2 separate regions of the Homo sapiens genome follow, and region 2 is linked to region 1. A link is a loop called in an ENCODE intact Hi-C map of the cell type or tissue named here. Cell type or tissue: GM12878. All regions are shown on one strand. Links, peaks and the distances in the headings refer to the core of each region. The heading gives the core; the rest is flanking DNA. Region 1 has its middle 420 kb from the start of LINC00687. Region 2 overlaps LOC105372529 (a long non-coding RNA gene).

Evidence for each region. Peaks named below come from ENCODE experiments on the same cell type or tissue, not always from the same donor. Only the 100,000 strongest peaks of a DNase experiment are listed, where the experiment ranks them.
Region 2: it touches region 1 in a loop (6-fold over the local background); 4 of 110 quality-filtered maps call a loop at or near these places.

The regions. Positions count from the first base shown.
Region 1 is chr20:11,450,904-11,460,267 of GRCh38, forward strand. No RefSeq gene overlaps it. Among named protein-coding and RNA genes, the nearest start is that of LINC00687, 420 kb to the right of the region's middle. In GM12878, for the core only: no CTCF peak of the experiment used is centred there; a DNase peak (open chromatin) is centred at 4,286.
Region 2 is chr20:11,375,844-11,385,207 of GRCh38, forward strand. All of the region lies in intron 1 of LOC105372529 (a long non-coding RNA gene), which reads right to left. Among named protein-coding and RNA genes, the nearest start is that of LINC02871, 350 kb to the left of the region's middle. RefSeq lists an enhancer at 4,731-4,780. In GM12878, for the core only: no CTCF peak of the experiment used is centred there; a DNase peak (open chromatin) is centred at 4,668; H3K27ac peaks cover 922 bases.

The DNA of each region.
Region 1 (9,364 bases), core at 1,615-6,614:
TTATGTATACATATATGCACACATGTGCTATATTATATACATATGCTACATATATACACATTTGCTCCATATATACACAGATATGCTACATATATGTAGCACATATGCCACATGTATATGTATGTAGCATATGTGTATATATACATATATACACATATGCTTTCAACATTAATCTTCATATCAACCTTTTGAGATACATAGACAATTATTTAAGTTTTTTTTTTTTTTTTTGAAACGGAGTCTCAATCTGCCGCCCAGTCTGTAGTGCAGTGGCGTGATCTCGGCTCACTTCAAGCTCCGCCTCCCGGGTTCACGCCATTCTCCTGCCTCAGCCTCCCAAGTAGATGGGACTACAGGTGCTTGCCACCATGCTCGGCTAATTTTTTGTATTTTTAGTACAGATGGGGTTTCACCATGTTAGCCAGGATGGTCTCGATCTCCTGACCTCGTGATACACTCGCCTCGGCCTCTCAAAGGACAAATATTTAAGATTTTTACCATTCACATTGCATGTTGGTGTTTATATATATGTAGCATATGTGTATATATGTAGCATATGTATATTTATACATCTATATATACATATATATAAATATATATTTAAATTGGATCAGCAGTTAAGAGTCCAGATTCCAGGAGATCAGATGTTCAGTCTGCCCTTGTAAGCGCAGTCCAATTGGATGCTAGTGTGTAAGATAAACCATCTTCTTTGCCCTGCATAGGGCCCCAGAAGTTTATTGTAGTGGAAAGGACACTGGGGACATGAGATAAATCCTCTCACTAATAGAGGCAAACATTTGTAAGTAAGATTGCAACTAATCTTCTCTCGCTCCAGCCTTGCATGATGGAAAACTTTGAGTGAAGATATGAACAAAAACAATGGGTTGCGTTAATCCTTTTCAACCTGGGAAAAGGCATCCACACCTGTCAATTTGGGGTGGTTGCCCAGGAGGGAACTGTGGGAATACAGCCATGGGAGAATTAGAGCTGAGTTGCCAGGCAGGCCAGATAATTCCTTCTTTAACAGCTTGAAGCCCGGGAGTCACATTTCCTACTTACAAAAAGCTTTCCAGGACGTAACCAAATCTGCGGTTTCCCAGGAGGTCTTGGCTTGTCTCACCAACAGCCCATGTCCTTGGAAGACACAAGCTTTTGTTGTTTTGGGGGAAATTTGGGTTGTGAGTGTGCTCAACACACCCCTGGCAGAGCCTGGATGAGAGAAAGAGGCTCATCTTTCAAGTCCTCTGCCACTCCCTTTGAAACAGGGCTGTTTTTAAAGGGCCTCGAGACTTACTTCCTGGCTGCGACTTCAAAGCACAGATGAATGCTTGATTTAGAGCTCCGGGGCCTCCATGTCTATTATTATTATTGTAAAATACGAACAAGTCAGCCACGTGTTTATAAACGTCCCATGACAGCAAACTCACTGGCTAGAGGATGCAACATTAGGCTGTGTCTGCACCAGAGGTAGGGAGGCTTTGCCAAGGGGGGCAAGCCCAAGTAAGGTTCGTTAAATGCCATGAAAAAAAAATGCTTCTGGAGCACAAGGCGCAGGAGCATTTCCTCATTTTTGGTGAGCATTGTGTTCGTTTATTAAGAAATGGTCACTGACAGCAATACTGTCTGCCATGTTCACATATTCTGAGAATGCAGAACAAACTTGTGACTCAGAGGGCTGAGAGAAAGCTGTAAGGAGTTGGGGAAGGGAGCTCAACATTACTGTTATAATTGAACTAAGGGCTCAGGCCTTTATCAGCCCACCAGGCTATCAGACGGCGGGGTAATGTGACTGTAAGTCTTTGCCTACGAATGAGTTCAGTGCATTTCCTGAAAGTAAGTGAAAATTGAATTTATTGGTTTACTTTCTGTTTTCTTGGCAGGTGAGATAGAACAGGTATAAACTCATATTAGTATAAACTAATGAGCAAAAAAATAAAAAAGAAAAGAAAGAAACAGCAATCAAAAGCAACAGAACACAAAGTAAAGAAAAAGATAAATACAGAAAAAAATGAACAAAGGGGTGTCTTGGTTCAGGTTCCTTAGAAGCAGGGCTTAAAACAAGAACTCAGGTGTGCATGATATATTGAGGGAGGACTCGTAGAAGAAGAGAAGAGAGAAACAGGAAGAGGTAGGGGTGTAGACTGAGATGGAATCTAGCCTTAGCCTGATGCAGTGGTAAGCTCTGGAGCATGACCTGAACAAGAGTTGGTGTTAATTTGAGGCAAGAAGACTGTCCTTTCATACTTCAGTGTTAGTTGAGCTTCCTGGATGGGGGTTAAGGGAGAATAGCCCTCAGGCTGATGGCTCTTGCTGAAAGCAGTTCTCTGAGGAGGGAGCGGCTGTGAGCCATTAGCAGCCCACTTACAGCAGCAAGGCAGATGGGTCTGCAAGCCAGCAAAGAATATCTACAAGACACCAACAGTATCCACTCCAGGGGCCTATTGGAGTGATAGCCAGAAATCATCCTCCTTGCCAAGAACCACTCTGCATCTCTCACTCCTTCATTATCTACGTGTGGGATAGATTAATGTGGCCTAAAGCAATGGGCTCTGAAACATTGGTCCCTTGGAAGGTTTGGAATTGCATTTAAAAATTCCCATCCCCTATATCCTAGTAAATTCTACGTTTAAATCGATGTCACCAGAGAAGATCTTCCACATGTGAACAAGAAGACAGGCCCAAGGATGCTTGTTGAAGCATTATTTGCAATGATGAAATAAGATAACATTCTGAAGGTTCACCAATGGGGCAACAGGAAATGAATTGTGATGTGTCATTCCCTAGATCACTGTGTACCAGATAAGTGAACTCACTGATACATATAGAAAACCTGAAGTTGAATGAAAAAAGCAAGATGCAGTGCAATGAAAATAATATGGTATATGTAGATAACATTTTTAAATATAGGCACAAAATATTGTTATGCTTTCATCTCATACACACATACATAAATGTGTTATATATAATACATATTTATTTGTCAAAATATTTTTTAAAGTTTAAAAGAAAATATAGCAGACTCATCAAGGAGGTGAGAATGAAAATGGAATTTGGGATGAGGTCAAAGCGTTTTCAACTATATCTATAATATTGCATTTTTCTAAAAAAAAAATTTTTAAATTTTAAGTAATTAAGCCCCTAAGTAATTAAGCATGCAAGGTAAGGTACTACTAGGAAGTATGCATGTGAGGAACCAATGGGCCAGGGTGTTTTAGCCCTGACCTTGTACACATCCAGTCTGGCTTCATAGACACATGTTGCAGAATGGCAAGGAAATAGTTGGGATAGCAAAGGGTTCAGCAAGAGGTCAAATGGGACAAGGGAAATAAAGAGCAAGATGAAGACTCTGAAGAGGAATCCCCTACTTTCATAGATATTTCTAGAACCATTGTTGGCCCCAGTGACACAGTTTACCAATCTTCAGTTATAGCAATGCTGTTCCCTATGCATATGTACCTTAATCTTACAGATCATTTGTTTCAGGCATTTTTTACTTGATTAGTTTCCAATACATTGTTTAGATTTCTTTAGATTCGGAGAGAAGGCCCAAAACATAAAACAATTTATAATTAGAAGTCTGAAGCTATAAAAGTCACCTAACATTTGTGCATACTATTTTCAAAGATGTGGAATTGTGTTACATACTTAAAACAGCATCCTTCTAAGTGTATTACAATGATCTGCTTTACTCAAAGTCTACTGATCTCTCAAAGACTCCTTGATCTCTCAATATGTTTTATTTTATATAATTCAAAGAGAAAACAAAGGAGGATCCCTTGGTTACGTATCTTCTGGAAATATTGGGTTACAGCTAATCATCTTTCTGTATTGTCTGACTTCTCCAAATCTTTAATATTCCACAGTGGGCTGTGAATGCACAAGTGTGAAACATAGTATGCAATATTTCCCTAACCTATTTGCACAGAGAATTATTTGTTATTGGGGCTTTCCTCCCCACACCAGACTTTAGAAAATACAGACCTAGAATTTAACCAGTAGATCAAATGAAACTTTAGTTTTATGTTTAAAACAAAGTTGAAAAACACGCTTCTCTAATCACATGAGTGTTTTTCTCTTTGGATTGAGACTCCTCTGCCCAAATTTGTATATAGCTTAGTGTGTATAACAGGGGAGGGGAGGGATTTCAACTACTCCTTGGAGCTGTCAAGTACTGAATCCCACTGATTAGCAAGGAGTTTCTCTCAACGTCTGAACAGCTTCTTGCCCTGGAGTAATATGTCGCTGAGTCATAGGGAAACATTGCTTGGTAATAATTGATGTACAGCTAAATCTTCTAAGCACTTTTTAACTATACAAATGCTTCTTGCCCCCACGAACAATGAACAAGAGAAGAGGCTTCCTTTTAACTTTAAATTAACTAGCATTTCAAAGAGTTCCAGAACATCTTTCAAACTCACTTCTCTGAGGACATCTAAATAGGACCAGTGACTCCCTGAAGGCACCTTCTACCCCAGAGCTCTGTTTCCTTTAGATACTGAAGTACAATAAAGTTGCTTTATAGTCATAGAGGAAATAAACAGGCTGCTGTTCTCAAAGAATGCGAAGCCCTTACCTGTGCCTTGAAGATAGGAACGTTTATGAGTCCCAGGGGACAGGGACAGCCCCCGGATGTGAGTAGTTTCCAGAGAAACAAGTTGATCTGAAGTTTTTCCTGGAGAGTTGGAAAATCTGCCACATGTCATCCAGCGCTTATTTCTTTGGTGGGTTTTACACTTGGGTGTCATTCAGCAGTTTTATGAGAGCAAGACAATGGATAGAGAAGCCATAAAAAAAATTCTTCTAGTTCTTTAAGGTATGAGTCATCTTTACCATTGAAACCTTTGGTCACAGCCTGAATAGAAGAGGCAACATGCACTGCTTTTTTTTTTTTTTTTTTTTTTTTTGGTAGGGGTGGAGGGAGAAGAGTTTTCAAATGTGTTGCTTCCATTCAGGAGGGAAAGATTATTTAGGGATCTATTGATTTTTCATATGTGGTTTGATTGCATTTTCCCTCACTTGAGTTTCTGGATGTGCTCATAGATTGAACCTCAGTTATGTGGGAACTTTCAGTGTCAGTTTCTAAGAGTAAGAGGCACGGCAGCATTAATTTGACCTTCTCCATGATAAGGGATCCATTTTAGAAACAGTAATAATAGCTCACACTTGTTGAACACTTATTTGTTGTCAGGACCTGATATAAATGTTTCATATGTCTTTACTTATTTAATGTGCATAGCAGCTACAATGCAGTAGTTGTGGTAGATTGTGCAAAAGTGGCTGCAATTCTCCAACCTTCCCTGTATCTGCATCCCTTTGCAATGTAACTGCAACTCCTTGCATCAAGAGATGAAGTCAATATCCTCACCTTCTAAATCTGGGCTAACTCCCTCGTGGCTCTGTGATTAGAGGTGCTGGCTGACCTTGGGTGGCCCCAGATGGATGGCTCCTCTGGCTTCCTCCACATGGTCTCTTATCCTTCAGCTAACTAGCCCAGGCTTGCTCACCTGGCTGATGGACAGGGTCTAAGAGAAGAAAGACAAGGGCAAGGCCTTTTTGAGGTCTAGGTTCGGAAATGCCACAACAATACTTCTCCTACATGCTGTCAGACAAAGAAAGTCATAGTGGCCAACCCAGATTTGAGGGGTAAACAATAATCTACCTATTGATGGGAGTTGCCACAAAGTCACACTACAAAGGGCCTGAATACAGGAAGAGCCATTTTCCCCCATGGGTTTCAAATGACCATGAGAATCCACATTGCCATCATCTAGAACAGTAAAAAGTGAACTAATGATTAATACATTCAAACATCAGCTCTTCATTAAGTTGCTTCTGAAGTGGATACTGCACAATCTTGTAAATGATTATTCATGGTCTTTTCACATAAGTCACCCAATAGTTTGACATTGTCTTTCAATTTTCTCCTTTATATCATTAGTTCCTTTACTTTTAAGGCAGACTTGGACAAAATTCATTGTTTATTATATAATAAGTATAGTGAGTATACCACTCCAAAGAGGACTGGACAAAGCAAGAAGACAAAAACCTGATGCAGTGCTTTTCAACAAGAAGGTACATATTAGAATTACCTGGGGAATGTTCTCAAACTTCTTTCCCTACCTCCATTCTGAGGCATATGTTTATTTCCAGGGCAAGGAAGATGAAGACAAGCACTTGTGTTCAAACAAGCCCTTGGATAACTCTAATACGCATTTCCTTCACTTCTCCTCCTCAGTTAAGAATGTCTGCCTAACAATTTGATGGAGTTGTTTGAATACCTTTGATAAGGTGAAATTATTGTGGCAGTATAATTAGAACAATGTGTTTTCATACAAGCTCTTCTATGTTATAGCTAAGAAACCTTGAGAAAGTCACTGGTCTTCTGGGAGCCTCAGTTTCTTCATCTCTAAAATGGGGATCATAATAACTTGCCCATCTCAGAGGCTCAAATGAGATAATTAGGAGAAAAAAAGTGCTTTGCAAACTGTAAAACTCTAAAAAACTGAAAGGAATAGAAACGTTTAGTAACTTCCCTTAATTATGCCAAAGCCCTGCAAGTTAGTCTAGAGTATTCTGTATGAAATATTCTAAAAGTGAATCCTGCCATTTCCTGACAGGCGTCAGTCATTTATCTTTCCCATGATCTCTCTGAATGAGACTTTCCAAATCTAGTTAATTCCTATCTTTTAATATACACCACTGTAGTGTTGGAATGCTGCCGGAGATTTGGAAACGGGCTCAGAGATGAAGTTAAGAGGTCATTTTGCTGTTACTGTGCACTTACCACAAAAATGTGGCTTTGTGGTTATTCGACAAAAAGGTGTAATAATTACTTGCAGTGACTGTATAGAGGCATGTTTGAAAAACAGAATTTTAGAGGAAGGAAAGTCAATAACTTACATGTGTGCTGTGAGGAGGGAAATAGAACTAGAAATAGTTTGGAGACGGTTGCTTTTCATAGAGGAGTAGGATCAGACAGATGGGGGGCAAGTTGAAGAGTAAGCTCCCTGAAGGTTAACAGCTTCTCAGTTTTGTGGACACACACACACACACACATCTGAAATTTGATCCAGATTATAATATATGTGAAAAGCAAGTTGTGAGACAGTGTATATCCTTAGATTTCACAAGCCATAGGTAGAAGAGGCCACCACTGTGTTGGAACCCAATATTCTTTCTCAGCGGTGGGAGCAGGACCACCATGTGTACCATTCTATGGGAGCCATCTACACCACAGGCTGAGTGTCAGCCTTGGGTGGGAGAGACACTTATGTGTACATCATTTACACAAAACGATGGATAATTGCCACATTTCAAGTTACCTATTCCATTTGAAGTTGTGAAAGGTAAATGTTTTCACTTCTAAGAAAACTTTGCCCTTTTCTCTCATTTCAGAGGGAACAACACAGAGACTCAGAAAGGATAATCCACTGTCTCTGGTCCCACAGCAGTTGAACCCAGGTAGATAATCAGATCTGAATTGTTCTGTTTTTTTTGTCAACATGTTTCAGAAAGTTATGGTAGCCACCAACTGAGCTATTTCCTAATCCCCTTCTGCTAGAAGTGCCCCTATGTTTGCTCATTACGGTGTTGACGGTTATTTCACTTCTATACTTAGGGGGCCTTCGGGGATTCTACCGGCGACTTCTCAGAAGCCGTATTTATGCACTACCCAGAAGGAAAGGCCTGCAGTGTCTAAAATAGTTATAAAATGTCTGTGAGATTTGAGTGGGGTCTGCTTTTTTCTCCTTTCTTTTCTTTTTTACTCCCTCTGCCTTGTTTCATTTTATGACCACTCACTGGTAAACTGACGCTGGAACAGCAGGTTGAAATGCCTTTCAAGCGCTTTGATTGCCACCATGAAAACAAACTGCTTTTTGGCCTTGTGTAGACACGATGTCTGAGAATTATTATAGTCAGTCTTTGCTCATGATTCCATGAAACTCTCCAATTCTGCAGCAAGCCCCATATTGCAGCTTTTCCAATTCACAGCCCAGCATACATGCAAGATTCCTTGGAGTATCTTTAAGATTTTGGGTTCTATAAAACAGCTCCCGCTCATAAAAGCACACACAAACTTACCATTGTTGAGTGTTTTTTAAATAGAATCAGGAACGAATCTGTGACCTTGTGGCCCTGAGGTGGGAACACTATCTATAAAGTTGCCCAGACATTCTGCCTGTCAGTAGGACATTTTCATTGAACATAAGTATAAAAAAAGAAGGAGCCAGAATAGGCCAAAATTTTTTACATGCCACAGCTCACTTTATGCATTTTAAACCTTGTTAACATTTGCTAACAAGAAAGTTAAGAACTTTGAGCTATAAAAATAGGAATGTCTTGCTAACTAAATAAATATATGTGTGAACTTTGGGTTCTGCTCCTTGCTCTGGACCGGCTCATGATCATGCAAAAGGAAAAAGAAAAAATTAAAAGGAGCCTAGTTTGGGCTTGTAAAATCTCTAACAAGTCCTTAGAGTTTTCTTCCTTGCATGTTTCTCAGAGTTTCTGTTGATTGCATCTTTTAGCAGAATTGAAATTCACATGAGTCATTCAGTTGCTGATCATCAGTAGAATTGTGAAGATTCTGAAGTGTTTAGATTTACCTTTTAAATATTAGCAAGATCACACTAAGAATGTAGAAACAACAGAGAGAACTAAGTACTGACTGGATGGAAGCTTTAACTTTTGGAAGCAGAGTTGCCTGGGGCATCCTTCTCCATTGTCACTGTTCATCAATTTCCATCTGTGTGTATTTTCTGGGGACTTGTAAACCATTTCCTCTTTTCAGTTTCCTGTTTCCCACTCTAGTCGTCTTCACTTCCTTGTGGTAAACAGCTTCCTTGCTGGGCAGTAAACAGCATTATTGCTTTCTTTAGATTACATCAATTCATGGGCTTTCCCTGAGAAACTGAAGTTGCTTGAGAGTCCTCTCTCTCTGTCTCTGTCTTCATCTAATATGGAAGCTCAAAGAAATATTTAAAAAAAACTATTGAAGGTAATAAGCTAGAGGATAAAAAATGAAAATAAAGTTACAGTGAAACCCAAGACAATTTAGGTGGATGCATCTTTGGTAGAAAATTCCTGTGGTGGCTATGAATTGATTCACTAATAAAATTTAATTTTTTTCAGTGTAAAGTATGTCTCTAAGACCTCACTTCTCTGAGCTGGGAAAACAGTTCAAGCCATAGCAGTGTCAGAGTTCTGGGAGCTTAAGCAGTGCAAAAGCCTTTAATTCACAGACTCTTCTATATACTTTATGTAGACAAAGCAGTTGACGCTTATCGTTCTAGAAGGTAGGTACTATTATGTCTATTCCACAGATGAGAAGACAGACTCAGAGATGTCAAAACTGACCTCCCCA
Region 2 (9,364 bases), core at 2,130-7,129, 75 kb before region 1:
AGAAAACTCTCACCCCCAGGTAAACTCCTCTCTCTGCCTCTTAGAAGTTGCCCTTAGTTTTATGCCTGCCTGTGTGTGTGTTGTGAGTGTAGATCATGGGAGATGGGGAGTGGGCAGAGGGAGGATTTTTTAAAAAATAAATGACATCTTTAATAGACAATTTTAAAACAGGTTGAAATACAAGTAATAAAGACAAGCACTTTAAATTTAGAAAAGGCTTGGGATCTTGAAGCCAAAAAGCCTAGTAATGAGAAACCCCAAGGGCAGAGTGGGATCTGTCTTGTAAAACCAGTCGATCAAATGTTTATTACTGTATAAGGAAGAACCTTTGAACTCATGTGGTTTGCTCTCATGTGTCCCAGAAACTATTTCCTCCAGGAGCACAGATTCTAAGTTTCTTAACCATAGGTTTCTCGCAACTTTTGGCAGTCAAGAGAGGTCTTTAGCAGGGAAGGTGGGCATTCCACCTTCCAAAGAAAGCACACCAGTCAGGATAATTTAGAAAGAAACCCAGAGGTTTGGCCTCAGGTTTACATTGAATCTTTATCTTTGGGTATTAGGAGCGCTTTTCTTTTCAAGTCCCTACTGCAATCCCTGCTTATTATACAGTTACAAGAAAGGTGGGAACCAATGAGAATAAATGTCAAATTATTTAACTATAGTTAACTTTCACAGTACATTTTCTTTTAATTTCCTAGATTTCAATCTTTTTCATGTTGTAATCTTTGCTACATTTGGCAATGAGTCATTCATCATGTTCACTGATCCAAGTTTCCCACCAATAATTTACAACCTATTCTTAAATAAAAATAAACATCAACTGCAACTTTATTTTTCTTTAGACATTTTCACCTCCTCAGCTTTCAAATATTAGAAACTAAATCCTATGAGCCTTTCATTTACTAAATAGCTTAAGCCAGCAAACTGAGCTGAAATCAACTTGCTTTTCCATTAGACATATTGGCAATTTTTCTAAAGCTGGAATGAGAGAAGAGGTCTGGGGTTTGGGGAGTTTGCCTTAGAGGCTGTGGTAGATTGACGCCATTTCTAGTCCTATTCATGACTTTTCTCTATCCCAACCTTTTGCACCAAGACTCTGAAACTCTTCTCACCAATAATTGAAGCCCATTTCCCTCACTGTTTGAATCTGGACTGCCTTGTGACTTGTTTTTGCCAATAGAATGTGGCAGAAATAATGGGAGGTCTTTTCTAGGCTTCAAGAGACTTCATGCTTTTCCTATCTGTCATAGAAGCTTCCACAGCTACCACGTGAACCAGCCCAGGCCAGCCTGTTGGAAGTTGAGAGGCACATGGAGACTTTAGCAGCCTCAGCCAAGAACAATATAAACCAGTCTAGACCCCTAAACATGTGAGGGAGCCCAGCCAATATCAGCATAGCTGCCTCCCAACCCACAGCTGACCACAGATGCATGAGTGAGCTTGTCTAAGGCCAGCAGAACCACCTGATGCATGGAAATGCATGAGCAATGAAAGATACTCATTGTTCTGAGTGCCTGAGTTTTGAGGTAGTTTGTTATACACTAGTATTTTACGGATACAAATATTTAAGAAAGATATTGTTTCTGGATCACTGCAACATCCACAGAGGTAAGCAAGTGAAGACACCAACATCCATATCATGTTTATGAAAGTACCATAGAGGAACATTGGTCATTAATGACAAATATGCAACAGATACTAATGAGATCTGAGACAGCTATTCTAGGAATAAAGTAGGAAAACCAACAGATATGGTACTCATCCTCAGGGATCTTACAGTCTATTGGAGATGATAGATATTTCAAATTATTTATGTTGAAGTGAAAGGGAAAGAAAAAGACAGTGGATCTCAATCCTGGCAGTACATTAGAATCATCTGGGGAAAATTAAAAATATACCAATGATGAGTCCCATCACAAACCAATGAAATCAAAATCTTTGTGGTTGGGTTCTGAGTATCAGTGTTTTTGGATGCTCCCCAGATGATTACAATGTGTGGTGCAGATTGACAATTACTGGTCTGCAGTGCTTTTCCAAGAGCAGTCGTAGACCACCAGCAGCATCAATCAGGAGCTTGTTGGAAAATGAGAATCTCAGATCCCACTTCTGAATTGCTGAGTCAGAATCTATAGATGAAACATGGGAGTGGCAACCTATATTCTGACAAATTATTTGTGTGATTCTTATGCAAGCTAATGTTTGAGAAGCACTGGTCTTTGTTTGGGGGCAGCCAAAATTGACATCAACTATTGATTATTTGGTACAATTGATGCAGGTCAGGCAAGCCCCCAAATTGGGGCTTAGCCCAGGACGGTTCATGGCTTTGTCCAGAAAAGAATTCAAGGCTGAGCTGTTGGTGTTAAACAACTTTTATTGAAGCAGTTGGGTACAGCAGCAGCAGAGGAGCCGTTCTCTCTTCGGCAGCTCTACCCCACAGACACTGTGCCCAGAGCAGCAGCTCAGAGGCAGTTCTGCACTCATATTCATATGCACTTTTGATGATATGCAAGTTAAAGGGCAGTTTATGCAGAAATTCCTAGGATGAAGGTGCTAACTTCCAGGTTGTCAGGTCATTGCCATGGAAGGAAAGGGGTGGTAACTCCTGGTGTTGCCATGGCAACAGTAAACTGGCATGGAACACTTGAGGAGTGTGCCATGTCTTTTGAAGAGGTGCTTACCCCCCTCACCTGTTTTAGCCAGTCCTCAATTTGGTACTCTATCTGAGTCCCACCTCCAGTGTTGTGCCTCCTACCTCACAATCACCAACACACTCACACACACAAGTACTCCTAAGAATAAAGTAAATTGTCAGCATTGTTTTCCTAGGCACAAAGGTGAGGCATATGTGTATTGAGTGTTCAGTAATTAATATGAGTGAGTTATACAACAAACTCATATGATACTTATTTTAACCTTGCTCATGATTTGAGTGTTCTGTTAGCCACTCTGTTTAAATTCTCTAGAAATTGTTCTCCACAAATACCAGAATTTACAACTTTATTTTAAGACAGGAGTCTAATGGTGCCATGTCTACCAGCATTTCCTCTCTTCTATAGTTTCCATCTCAATTTGTAATATAATATTTTAAGAGTTGTCCTCATTTCTGGATGGGCTTAGAGGCTAATCCAGATTTAGTTACCTTTGAAAGGGTCACTCTCCATCAAATTAAGGAGATCATATTCCAGATTTTCCTGGGACAGTCCTAGTTTATGCCTGTTCCCTGGGCATAATTATTAATAGCATCTCCTTTCACTCTCTGAAATGTCCCAGTTTAGACAATATATTATTGATTACCTTACCTAATATTAATAACTGCATTATCTTTTGGAAGAAGTAATTTTTGCCTTTTTAAATAAAACTATAAATTGCTATTAGATGTAAACATTTCTTGGGGGGCAGGGCCAAGATGGCCTACTAAAAACAGCGGTGTTCGTTGGCTCCATCGGAAAAAAAACATAATAAGCATGTGAATCCTTCACCAGCAACAAAGGCATACAGGTTCTCTCATCAGAACTGACTAGGAGGCTGGCGTGACCCACAGGATGAAGCAACAACAGTGTGGTACAGTGGCCAACCTGAGAGCTACATGGGGGACGGGGAACCTCCTCCCCCCAGCCAAGGGAAGTGGTGAGAGAGCGTGCTACCCAGCTGAGGAAACTGTGCTTTTTCCACAGAACTCTGCAACTCACGGATCAGAAGATCTCACTCGCGAATCCATGCCACTGGGGACTAGCGTCCCAACTCCAGAATGCACAGACTCTTAACAGCCGCTCAGCTGGAATCTGCTTAAGCCTATGGAACTCCCACAGGGAGAGACAACCAGCACCGCACTTCGGCTGCCTGCTGTCTAAGCACTTTGAGCTCCTTGGGGGAGGGGCAGCAGCCAGCACTAGGACTGGCAACCGCCAAACACGCTAAGCTCCCTAGGTGGGGGAAGGGCGGCACCCATCTCTATAGCCCCAGGCTGTGCTTTTCCCCTGCTGGAGCCAGAGAGGCTGGATTCCTTGGTCCTAAGACTTGTCCCCCACAGCCCAACACTGCAGCTGTGGCAGTCTGTGGCCAGAGTGCCTCTTCAGGCTTAACCCTGACCCATCCTTCCTCATTGGGCAGGGCTTCCCTGCAGGAACTCCAATAACTCCAGCCAGAGAGGTTCAGGGACAGAATCTGGATCTCCCTGGGCCCGAGCCCTTAGGGGGAGGGGTGGCCACAGTCTCTATGGAGCAGCAGACTTAGCCTCTCATCCTGGTAGTTCTGAGAAATCCAGGCAGCACAGATAAGTGTGTTTCTCCCCAGTGAATCATACCCTCTCCACTAAAGGACAAAGTTCTTCATTAAACAGGTCCTGTTCCCTGTGCTACCCAACTGGGTGAGACCCACCAATCGGAGTTGTCAGACACCCTATACAGGAGCAATCCTGCTGGCATCAGGTTGGTGCCCCTCTAGGTCAAAGATGCCAGAAGAAGGAGCAGGCACCCATCATTGCTGTTTTCCAGCCTCCTTGAGTGACATCTCTAGGCACAGGAGCAAATCAGATTAATAGGGCCTGAACTGAACCCCCAGTAAACTACAGCAGCCCTACAGAAGAGGGAACTGACCACTGGGGGGAAAAAAAAAAACAGAAAGCAACAACAGGAGCATCAACCACAACAACAACAACAAAAAGCCCCCACAAAAACCCCATTCACGGGTCAGCAGCCTCAAAGACTGAAACTAGACAAACTCATGAAGATGAGAAAGAATCAACAAAAGAATGCTGAAAACCCAGAAGGCCAGAGTGCCTCTTCTCTTGTAAATGATCACAACATTTCTCCACCAAGGGCACAGAACAGGATGGAGGATGAGATGGATGCATTGACAAAAGTAGGCTTCAGAAGATGGGTAATAAAAAACTACACAGAGCTAAAGGAACATATCCTAACCCCATGCAAATAAACTAAGAACATTGATTAAAAAGTTCAAGGAATTGCTAACTAGAATAACCAGTTTAGAGAGCAACATAAACCAGCTGACAGAGCTGAAAAACACAGCACGAGAACTTTGTGAAGCATACACAAGTATCAATAGCTGAATCGACCAAGAGGAAGAAAGGATATCAGAGTTTGAAGACCACTTTGCTGAAATAAGGCATGCAGACAAAACTAGAGAAAAAAAAGAATGAAAAGGAATGAACAAAGCCTCCAAGAAATACAGGACTCCATAAAAAGACTGAACCTACAACTGATTGGAGTACCAGAGGAGACAGGGAGAATGGAAACAAGCTGGAAAACACAGTTCAGGATATTATCCAAGAGAACATCCCCAAACTAGCAAGAAAGGCCAAGATGCCAATTCAGGAAATACAGAGAACACCATTAAGATATTCCATGAGAAGATCAGACCGGAATGCATAATCATCAGATTCTCCAAGGTCAAAATGAAGAACAAACAGTTAAAGCCAGCCAGAGAGTAAGGCCAGGTCACCTACTAAGGGAAGCCCATCAGACTAACAGCAGATATCTCAGGAGAAACTGTACAAGCCAGAAGAGATTGGGGGCCAATATTAACATTCTTAAAAAAAAAATTTTCAACCTAGAATTTTATATACAGCCAAACTAAGCTTCATAAGTGAAGGAGAAATAAAATCCTTTCAGACAAGCAAATGCTGAGTGATTTTGTTACCATCAGGCCTGCCTTACAAGAGCTCCTGAAAAAAACACTAAATATGGAAAGGAAAAGTTGGTACCAGTCACTGCAAAACACACCAAAATATAAAGACCAATGACACTATGAAGAAACTGCATCAACTAGTGTGCAGAATGATGAGATAGCATCATGATGACAGGATCAAATTCACACATAATAATAATAACCTTAAATGTAAATGGGCTAAATGCCCAAAGTAAAAGACATAGACTGGCAAATTGGATAAAGATTCAAGACCCATCAGTGTGCTATATCCAGGAGAACCATCTCATGTGCAAAGACACACACATTGGCTCAAAATAAAGGGTTGGAGGAAAATTTACCAAGAAAATGGAAAGCAAAAAAAAAAAAAAAAAAAAGCAGGGGTTGCAATCCTAATCTCAAATAAAACAGACTTTAAACCAACAAAGATCAAAATAGACGAAAAAGGGTATTACATAATGGTAAAGGGAAAAATTCAACAACAAGAGCTCACTATCCTAAGTATATATGCACCCAATACAGGAGCACCCAGATTCATAAAACAAGTTCTTAAAACTAAGAAGAGACTTAGACTCTCATACAATAATGGTGGGAGACTTTAACACCCCACTGTCAATATTAGACAGATGAAGGAGACAGAAAATTAACAAGGATATTCAGGGCTTGAACTCAGCTCTGGATCAAGTGGATCCAGTAGACGCCTACAGAACTCTCTACCCAAAATCAACAGAATATACATTTTTCTCAATGCCACATGGCACTTATTCTAAAGTGGAACACATAATTGGAAGTAAAACACTCCTCAGCAAATGCAAAAGAATGGAAATCATAACAGTCTGTCAGACCACAGTGCAATCAAATTAGAACTCAGGATTAAGAAACTCACTCAAAACCACACAATTACATGGAAATTGAACAACCTGCTCCTGAATGAATCTGGGGTAAATAATGAAATTAAGGCAGAAATCAAGAGTTCTTAGAAACCAGTTAGAACAAACAGACAATGTACCAGAATCTCTGGGAAACAACTAAAGCAGTGTTAAGAGGAAAATTTATAGCACTACTTGCTCACACCTGAAAGCTAGATTGATCTCAAATTGACACCCTAGCATCACAAAACAGCTAGAGAAGCAAGAGTAAACTAATCCAAAAGCTAGCAAAAGACAAGAAGTAATTAAGATTAAAGCAAAATTGAAGGAGATAGAGACATGAAAAACCCACCAAAAAATCAATGAATCCAGGAGCTGATTTTTTGAAAAATTAACAAAATAGGTAGGCCACTATCTAGACTAATAAGGAATAAGAGAGAGAAGAATCAAATAGACACAATAAAAAATGATAAAGGGGATATTACTACTGACCACATAGAAATAAAAACTACCTTTAGAGAATCCTATAAACACCTCTACGCAAATAAACTAGAAAATATAGAATCTATGGATAAATTCCTGGACACATACACCCTCCCAGGACTAAACCAGGAAGAAGTCAAATCCCTGAAAAGACAAAATACAAATTCTGAAATTAAAGCAGTAATTAATAACCTACCAACCAATAAAAGCCCAGGACCAGACAGATTCACAGCTGAATTCCACCAGTTACAAAAAGGAGCTGGTACCATTCCTTCTAAAACTATTCCAAACAATTGGAAAAAAGGGACTCCTCCCTAACTCATTTTATGTAGCCACCATCATCCTGATATCAAAGCCTGGCAGAAACACAACAAAAAAAGAAAACTTCAGGTCAATATCCCTGATGAACATCGAAGTAAAAATCAGAAAATACTGGCAAACCAAATCTAGCAGCACATCAAAAAATTTATCCACCACAATCAAGTAGGCTTCATCCCTGGGATGAAGGCTGGTTCAACATACACAAATCAGTAAACATAATCCATCACATGAACAGAACCAAAGACAGAAACCACATGATTATCCCAATAGATGCAGAAAAAGGCCTTTGATATAATTCAACATCCCTTCATGTTAAAAACTCTCAATAAACTAGATATTGATGGAACATATCTCAAAATAATAAGAGCTATTTGTAACAAACCCACAGCCACTATCATATTGAATGGGCAAAAGCTGGAAGCATTCCCTTTGAAAACCGGTATAAGACAAGGATGCCCTCTGTCACCACTCCTATCCAACATAGTATTGGAAGTTCTGGCCAGGGCTCAGCTGGGACTGTCTGCTGAAGTATCCACACATGGCTTCTTCACTTGGCATGGCTTCTTATAGCATGCAAGATGGATCCATGAGAGAGTATTCTAAGAAGCATCCAAAGAGAAAGCATTCCAAGAAAACTGGAAGGAAGCTGCAGGGCCTTTTACCATCTATCCTCAGAAATCATATTAGCATAACTCCCATTGCTTGATTGGTTGAGGCAGTAATAAACCCATCCAGATTTAGAAAGAGGGGGCATAGATAAGCCGTCTTGTGGGGAGAAATGTCAAGGAAGTTGGGGGCCACATTTGATAAGCACTACTTCTACTGATGCCACAATCATGACGAGGTGTTTTCCTGCCTCCCTTGCTCGACACTCTCTTCCTCTTTCCTTTTTCTAGTTCCTGATGTCCTTGTAGTGTCCTTTAATTATATAATTCTCTGTAAAAAATTTCCCCCATGATCCAATATCCATGCACCCTATCTTCTACCTCTTCCCACGGAAATTCTGTTCTCTCCACTTGGATTATCCCTGCTAGGGTCTAGTGTCAATTACTTTACTGAAATATCGCCTAAATTTTGAATGGCTGAGCAATTTAATGCATCCATGAGGGTCTCTTCATATTAGATGGAGAATGTGCTAATCCAAATGAACAATAATTAGTAGTAGGTGTAGAAATCTTTGTTAAGCTCAGAAGCCTTCCTTTACATTGTCCTGTTTTCCATGTATTTCTCATCTCTTCCCTAGACCCTACACTACCCCAAACTAAAGGATGGGCTAAGAGCACTGTGTCATTCCATTTCAGAGAGAGATGCTACCCCTCACTGTGGCTTTCCCTGCACCACCCTAGTCCAGTTGTTATAACTGCGTTTCCATACTTCATAGTATGTAAGATGAGTTTAACTATAAAGCTGTCTGTTTATGTACCACTTAGGAAAAACTGCTGCTAATTAACGTATAATGCAAGATTTTTTATAAAGGGGCACAGGAAACTTTTGAGTATGATGGGCCTGGCCTAAATTTTGAGTGTGATGGTGGTTACAAGGGTGTATTCATTTGTCAAAACATATGACCTAGTGCCATTTGACTATGTGGTTTATTGTATGTCATTATAGCTGAACTAACTTGAAAAAAAAGTACCATGGAATACTGTAATATTGATACACTTAAATAATGTTTTCTTAACTGCAAGGAGCATGCTTGGAAAGGAATCATGTTCAATATATTGTGTGAGATGAAACTAAGCTTTCATCCTCAGATGAAAAGCATCTCTTAAAATGCTTTAATTTTAAAGCCATCTGTCACTCTAAAGACACCCTTGGCTAACAGGCTCGCTGACAACCATTCTCTTCCACTTTGGAGGAACACTGAAGTGGGCCAATAAAACCTGGGTTTTCCAAGGTGATAGTTGTGGATGAACGTGAGCTAACTACCTCCTGTTATCTCCTCTAGCAGTTCTGACTGAGGTTTGTTCATATTCTACTGATGCTTATTTCCCCTCCTTGCCCCATCTGAGCAGTTTCTCTGTTGA